Linked DNA regions of Homo sapiens: region 2 is linked to region 1. Evidence: chromatin contacts called from ENCODE Hi-C or POLR2A ChIA-PET data. All regions are on one chromosome and are shown on one strand. Each heading gives the region's core, a stretch centred on a gene start or an enhancer-like site at or near the end of the contact. The rest is flanking DNA. Distances are from core to core; before and after follow the strand shown.

Region 1 (3,867 bases), core at 727-3,226:
GGACAGCTCCAGCCTGGATTGGCTCTGAGCTCGGGCAGCTCCAGCCTGGGGTGACCCGGCCTCAAAAGCGAGTCACCAAGCTCTTGGGTTTCTTCTCACAGCTCTAAGTTACACCTTCCATCTTACCTGCCCCTCGCCTGGCAAGGGTTCACAACCATCTAACTTCCAACAAGGCTGGAGAGGTGCCCCTTTTGGTCTCGCGGAGGTCCCCTTTCCTTTCCCCTCTTCTAGAAAGATAAGAAGGCATCTCCCAGTCTCTGGGGGGAGGTATCTGTAGTTCTGTTCCTGCCAGTAGCAGGGTCTTCACTGCAGCTCCCACCCTGAGGCTGGAGGGCACAGAGGAGCTGGGGGAACGGAGAGAAGGGGATGAGAATGGCGGGGATGAGAATGGTGGGTGATGAGGGGGCAGGGGTGGGAGGGTTGAGTGGATAGAGAGGAGCACAGGTTGAGGGATGGACAAGTGGAGGGCGGAGGCAAAAACCCTCCTCTGAGCACGAAAAATTCCCTAGCTGCCAAAAAACATTCCCTAGCTGCCGGAGCCCACAGGTGGGAAGGAATGCAGGATCTCAGCCTTCTCCCACCTCCTCCGAGAGCCCAGGACGGGGATCAGACTCTAAGCTCCCCCCAGAGGCTGGCTGTTAGCTTTCCTGCCCCCCCCGCCCCCCGACATAAGAGCCCACCTCCTCTAGCCCTGGTTCCCGCCTCGCCACGGATCCGCCGCCCCTGCCGGCCTGAAGGGCAGAGGGGCCCCATCCCGCCCCCCGCGCTAGTGTCGCCAGGCGGCGCCCTTCCACGAGCAGAACGGCCGCGCGGGACGCTTCCCGGGGCAAGGCCGTCCCCTCCCAAGCCCCCAACCCCCGGGCAGCGGACCGCAGGCCGCCTTCGGGAAAGGCTGCGAGATGCTGAGCGCGCGTTTTAACCCAACAGGAAAGCCGGGCGGAGGGGGAAGGCGCTTGGCCCGGGACTGCACACTGGGACTCCCAGTGCAGTGCTCCCCGCGGGGTCCTGGCCGCCGACTCCCGCCCCTGTGCCCCAGCCCCACGGCGCCCGGGAGACTCACCTTCTCCCCGGTCAGCACGTGCAGCCCCTCGCGCACCTTGGCAAAGGAGCCCTCGCCCAGCTTCCTGCTGCCGATGAGGTAGTTGCCCACGCGCTTGTGGTGCTGGAAGTCGCGGAGCCGCTCGCGGGGCACGCCGCTCACCCAGGCAGGCAGGAAACTTCCCTCGCAGGCCGCCGCGGGCCTGGCCGCGTCCTCCGCGCCGCCGCCGCCCCCAGGCGCCGCCGGCTCCCCCAGGAGCCCGTCCCCCGCCGCCGCCGGCATCGCGCTCGCCGCGGCCCGCGCGGCTCCTGCTCGTCTCCCGCGCTCGCAGCTCCTCCTCCCCAGGCTCTTCGGCTTCCCCGGCTTCTCCCGCCGCCGCCCTGGGCCCAGCCCCGCCTGGGTCTCCGCACCCAGAGCCCGGGGCCGCCGCGATCACGCCCCCCGCGCCGCCCAGCGAGGCGCGTAGACAATAGCGGCTGCCCAGGGGACGCGGGACCGGGGACCCCGCCCCCAAAAGTTCTTCCTCTTAGGGTCGCCCGGGCCCCTTTCAGGACACCAGGATCCCGCCCCGGGTCCCGTCCAGGAAGCTAATGACAGTCGCCCTGCTCGGGCGCGCGGGGTGGGGCGCGGTCCGGCGGCGCCTGGGTCCCGGGGTCCGGGTGCCTGGGTCCGGGAGCCCGGGTGCCTCCGCAGCCTCCGCCTCGCCGCCGCCGTCTGGCCCGCACGGGCTTGGGTCGGGCTCCCGCGATCGCTCCTAGCCGTGCGCTGGGCGGCCGCTCCCGCCGGAGAGAAGCGCGCGGCGGGCTGCCGGCGCCCTCTGGAAGGCAGCAGAAGAAAGCCCCATTCAGTTTGAATTTGCAGAAATTTAATCCGCTCGCGGGCGGCGGGAACAGATGCGAGCTCCACTCCGCAGCCCGTGCACTTTCAAATCCCTAGTAGCCCCTCCTTCCCCGCGCGCCACAGTCAAACTCGACCCTCGCTGGAGAGGGGAGGGCCCGGGGAGGGGAGCGGCGGAGTGGACGGAGAAGCCACCTGAGCGCCAGACAGGGAGAACCTGCGCGGCCTCGGAGGCGCGCGCTCCCGGGCCGCCCAGGTCGGGCCGCCTCCGGCTGCGCCTCTTGCCCGGATTCTGGGCTTGGGTTTTCTGGACCTTTCGGCGGTGAAATCCCCCACTGGCCGCACCCACCCGGGGCGGGGGGAAGGGGGAAGGCTCTCGAACTCCGTGGACTGTGAGTCGGGTTGCGTGCCCGGCCCTGAGTCCGCCACACAGTAGGGCCCCCTGGACCGGGGGTGGAAGGATAGATGGATGGCTGGAAGAAAGGGTGGGGAGGCGGCCAGGCGTCTGCCCGGGCTCGCACGCAGCCTGGTTGGCTGTGTTGGAGGAGGCGCAGCCACAGCAGTAATAGTAGCAGCAGCAATGTAGGAACCAGGGCGTTTGCTGCCTCTGCTTGTAGCTTACACCTTCTTTGCCTTCCATTGAAATGATGCCTGTGATTGCAGGAGGTGGACCGGCGCTCGCCTCTCTTCGATGCTTTTGTTCTGCAAGCGCTGTGACTGTGCTCATCGCATAAACAATTGCAACTGCCCTGACGACACTGGACCCTCTCCCAGGATCCCCAACGTCTTCTCAAACCGAAAATGAAGAATCTTGTGAGGGAGAAGGAGGAGGGTAGGTAGGAGGAGGCATTTACAAAATGCTACCTGTTGAGGTGCCCGCATTTGATGGAAACTTCACCCCGATCATGCAACATCAGAGCTGAAAGGAAGGATTTGGTCCTAACAAAGTTCCTTTCATTGTTTATTCCTGAGTAAACAAGTATGACATCGACCCATAGCAATGCTTTGAGATTGGGAGTGGGGGGTGGGGGAACAACAGCTGTCATCAATCCAGTGTCTGGGGGTCTCGCTGACCCATCTGAAGAGGGACGCAGAGAAATGCCTGCTTTCAATACATCTAATTTTAAATACGCTACTATATTCATCCACCTACCTGTTACAAGTCACCAGCCTCAGTTATTATGACGGAACATACTGCGTTTTCTGTTGTTCTGTCTCATTGTTCCCGTTTACCAATATTAAAGATACAGCTTAAAATGTTTTTCTTGCTGTGCTGAAGGGACTTCTTTGCTCCCACCGGCCTTGACTATTTCAGTAACGTTCATTCAATCCTTTTAATGTCTCTAATTCAGTAATCAAATCTTAACAGGACAGTTGCATGGGAGGGGAATGGTAACTAGCGTGGTGCCAGCAGAATAGATGTCCAGCAACTGTCTAAAGAATGAGGAATATGGAGCTCACTTTGGGGTAAAAACCACTCTGAGGCCGGGCGCGGTGGCTCACGCCTGTAATCCTAGCACTTTGGGAGGCCGAGGCAGGTAGATCACGAGGTCAGGAGTTCAAGACCAGCCTGGTCAAGATGGTGAAACCCTGTCTCTACTAGAAATACAAAAATTAGCCGGGCGTGGTGGCGGGCGCCTGTAATCCCAGCTACTCGGGAGGCTGAGGCAGAGAATTGCTTGAATCCAGGAGGCGAAAGTTGCAGTGAGCTGAAATCTTGCCACTGCACTCCAGCCTGGGCGACAGAGCAAGACTCCTTCTCAAAAAAAAAAAAAAAAAAACCACTCTGAATCTTCCATCAGAAACAGTTTGGGAGTCCACCCAATGTTGTGTTAATAGAGTATGATTTTTTTTAATGTTAGGACATGCACTCTTTATGAAAATTTAGAGATTTATTTATTAAGGTTTAAGGGAAATTTCTGAGACTGTTCCCCAAAGTATTTTTATGGTCTAAAAAAAAAAAGTTTCATAAAAATGGTGGATGACATTTA
Region 2 (4,094 bases), core at 1,199-3,698, 65 kb before region 1:
TACTTGCATCTGAGGTGGGAGAAAAAAGAAAAGAGGGGAATAAAAGATGGTGCCATCTAATATCTGGATATAAAAATGATGCCCTGAATTCTGCCCAGAGCGACCACAGAGGGAGAAAATAACAACAACAGAACCACCTGAATTCGTCTAGAAAACGAGTTGTGCAGTGAATTTGCTATGGACCATGAATTATGAACCAATTATGATGCCCCATCTTGTAGCTTCCTTCTGATTGGTTCAGACTTCTAATTATCCCTTTGTGGGGACTTCTCTGCACAGCTCCCATTGTACCAACAAGCCTGAATAAAGATTGTATTAAAAAGAGAAGGTCAATTGCATTCTCCCTTACTTTAGGCATCCCTGCATTCACCAAGAAGTGGAATGAGATATGGCGAAGCTATGGGAAGCATTTCTAAGCCAAACTATCTTTCACTATTTTAAAGAAGTTTTCCAGTTAATCCAAATAAAAATAAATTCTACAAAAGGTCAGCTCCATCTGAATTTATGGAGAAGCTATAGTTTGAATAAGACAAGGAAACACATGACCCATTTTCAAAACCATTATTAAATATTGGAGGTAAAAGAAGATAATCTAGAATATTGTCTGGGTATTAGAGATAGACCATGGATAATTTTCAAAGTTGAGAACTGACAACACAACACTTAAAAGATACTTTTGCTTAAAAAAAAAAAAAAGTCATACCAATCAGCTTGATATTATTGTCTTCATCTAGTAGCAAATTCTCTATCTTCAAGTCTCTGAAATAAACAAAACCACACAGCATTTCAGATAAGCATTCGAAATAATGGAATTACATTTTGCTTCTGAAGGGAAATGAACTGTTTTTAGAGCCACTTCTAACCAACCCATAAAGCTTTCTGCCAAAACTCAATCAACAAGTAAATATTTAAAAGACATGATATATTAATAATTAATTGCTGTAGACTATAAAAGCTGAAGAATTTCAGACATGACAGACAGCAAAGAGGACAGAAGGGATCATGAAAAGTTTCTGGAAAAAGCAAGACCTAAACTGGAACCTGGAAGTTAAGCAGAACCAGGGTGTGGGGAGAGAGGAACACATCACTCAAGATGGCACAGCCTGAGCGGCCAGGCAAATATTTCATATGAATGTGGCCCTGGGTTGGTGACACTATGAGCAACATCAGATTTGGGGAAGCAATTTAAAAAAAAAAAAAAAAAAACAACACATGAGGCCGGGCACGGTGGCTCACGCCTATAATCCCAGCACTTTGGGAGGCCAGGGTGGGCAGATCACCTGAGGTCGCGAGTTCGAGACCAGCCTGACTAACATGGAGAAACCCTGTGTCTACTAAAAATACAAAATCAGCTGGGCATGGCGGCGCATGCCTGTAATTCCAGCAACTCGGGAGGCTGAGGCAGGAGAATCGCTTGTACCCGGGAGGCAGAGGTTGTGGTGAGCCAAGATTGCACCATTGCACTCCAGCCTGGGCAATGAGATCGAAACTCCATCTCAAAAAAAAAAAAAAAAAAAAAAAAAACACATGAAAGCCAACTTAATTGATGAGTCCAGTGACCTCCATGTTTGGAGCCCAAGGGTCATAACAAACTGGCAGGTGATGATAAGTTAATCTATTTAGCAGGCAGATATTATCATGGGCAAAATAATGGACTCCAAAGATGTTGGTGTCCTAATTCCTGCTGTCACACCCGAGAACATGTTAACTTTACAGAGCTCAAGGGAATTAAGTTCCAGATGGAATGAAGATTGCTAATCAGATAATGGGTGATGCCATGCATTGACACTGAGGTGACGGGAGGAGGTGGAAGGGAGAAATGAGCCCAGGGTCATGTTGAGTGTGAGGTGTCTCTGGTGTCTGCGCCTGCGACTGTAAGCTCCTAGAAGGCAGGAAACATGTCTACCCTGCTTCCCATTGCACCCCAGTACTTTTGCACATTCCAGGTACTCAGTAAATACCAATGAATCCAGATTACCGATGAGATCATTTGAGATTTCAGAAGCAGAAGTATTTATGTGGGCAAAGGATGTACTTGGACATCAAAACCATCTAGGTCAATTATTATCAGCTCTGGCATCTTAAATTGTAGCCTGCCAATGCAGGCATACCTTGAATGTTAACTATGTAAAAACACTCTTACACACACGCACACACACAGACACACACAAACACACACATACAAACACACGTTCTCTTCCACCGTTTTTAAACATACCATTCTTGGTCCAGCTTTTATTTTCTCACTTTTGAATAGAGAGATAAGCAAGAGAAATGTTTCTTTTTCCTCTTATCTCTATTGTAGGGAACTGAATGGCGTAATCATGTTAAAACAAAAACGGCAACTGATACACTACGTCAATGTCTGAAACAAAAAGGAGCGATAGCTAGGACTGGCTGTGGCAAACAGGACAGCAGTGCCCCACTTAACGGGGACAGCTACTCACGGCTCGGTCCCAACACTGCCAGCTCACCTCATTCTACAGAAGAAGCCAGAGGTCTGGATTTGATCTCAATTTTTAAATGTTGGCAACAAACTCATATTTAAAACAACCATAACCCCAACCTTGCAGGCTACCAGTTTTCAACCTCAATATGGGCAGATGCTGAAGCCTTGAAAGGACGTGAGATTGTGAAGGTGAGGGCAGAGAAGTGGTGCGGGGGAAAGACCCAACAGGCTGGTGGGGAACACTGGCATTCACAGCAAACTGGGAAAGAACAGTTGCGGGGTGGGCAGGGGTTATGTCAGCCAGGCTGTTGTCACAGGAAGGGCAGGACTACAAGATGGTAAGAATTAAGGAGTCAAATGCAGAAAAAAAGGTGAACTCTAAAAGGTGTCCAACAGATTCAGAGTTGCCAATAGCCTTAAGGCTGGGCACTGGCTGAGAAGGAAGATCCATGTTCAAACTGGGGATATAAACAGACATTCCCCAATCCAATGTGCCCACCAATGGGAAGAAGAATTACATACTTTCCCTTCACTCCAAATGAAACAATACACAGAATACTTCAAAACTGTGTCTGCCTTTTAAAGATATCACGTGTCCAAATATAGGGTGACTCCAAATATACAGTGATATCCTCGCTTTTCCAACAGGAAGACTTTGTCCCTCAGTAAAAGGTTTTTGGAAAACACAAATGTATAATTTTTAGGAATGCAATAGAATTATTAAATGACTGTTGATACTACTTATCTTTGAAGCTGCATCCTCCTATTTAAGACCATACATTAAAAGGTTAACATAGTTAATTTAAGAAATACTGTTTCCACACTGTCACATTTCATGAAACAATTTTATTCAAACTAGTCACAGGCAGAACCAGGATGACTTTTTGAGTCCTTGTGCAGTGGTTCAATGTAACATGATCTTTCAGGTGACTGGATATTTGAGATAAAGTATTTTTAAAATTTGCATATGAGGCACTTGCTGGAAATCTTATCCCAAATCATACACACCCATTTAAAATCTCCATAAATTAACCACTCAGTGAACTGTTTTGAGACTGGTCTCTCAAACTCTCACAATCAAGAGGCCGTATCTCTAGAAGTTATTATTAAAGCCCCATAAATGCTTTTACCTTCCTTCCTACTGGGTTCCTCGAGTGATTTCTAGAGCACCCAAAGTCATCAGTGAGCCAAATAAAGGTTTATGTGTCTTCTCTAACTAGTACTTTGTTATTGAAAATAAAATACTATGATTGAAATTGTGTCCTTATCATATGAGAGACTTGCAAGGACTCTGTAAGGCACTTCTTCTTTTCTGAAGATACTGAAGATGTAATATCAGCCTGACTTCTATTCAGGCATAAACAGTAATTCCGAAACACACACATGCATACACAAAATAGTATGCCAGCAATATCCCAAACTGTGATTCCGTGAACCCTGATTATAAACAGCAGTACTCTCTAAATCTAAAGGAAGGCCACAGTTTGTTTCAAACGAAGTTAAGCCCTCTTTGCCTGGGAAGAATGGAAGCCCCTCTAAGGCATTAAAGGAGAAATTTGGTTCAGAGCAAATACTGTGGGGAAAAACATCCTAAAGAGGCAAGGTAAAAGACAGCAACTGCCAAGAACAATAAAACTAAGTTGGG

Evidence for each region. A loop is a pair of places that touch in the nucleus more often than their neighbours do. ChIA-PET counts read pairs that join two places held with the same protein, here RNA polymerase II (POLR2A). Pooled maps may share reads with other maps.
Region 2: a loop to region 1 is called in a map of Caco-2, with 2.5 times the contacts of the local background. The contact joins the enhancer-like site here to the promoter of HUNK in region 1. A Hi-C loop is called at or near these places in 4 of 168 maps with a recorded cell type or tissue (Caco-2, HepG2, IMR-90 and 1 more) and 6 of 50 pooled maps. POLR2A ChIA-PET finds 5 or more read pairs at or near these places in 4 of 52 experiments (A673, Panc1, WTC11 and 1 more).

Annotation. Positions count from the first base shown.
Region 1 is chr21:31,871,129-31,874,995 of GRCh38, reverse strand. It overlaps HUNK (hormonally up-regulated Neu-associated kinase), which reads right to left and starts at 1,976. Exons shown (of 11, transcript NM_014586.2): 1 at 1,061-1,976. The coding sequence starts at 1,321. RefSeq lists silencers at 703-882, 1,809-1,858.
Region 2 is chr21:31,936,830-31,940,923 of GRCh38, reverse strand. HUNK (hormonally up-regulated Neu-associated kinase) reads right to left here. Exons shown (of 11, transcript NM_014586.2): 3 at 704-759. Among named protein-coding and RNA genes, the nearest start is that of HUNK, 66 kb to the right of the region's middle. Within about 2 kb of position 2,448, at least 2 of the 41 ENCODE cell types and tissues checked have a DNase peak (open chromatin) inside an H3K27ac peak, as active enhancers do.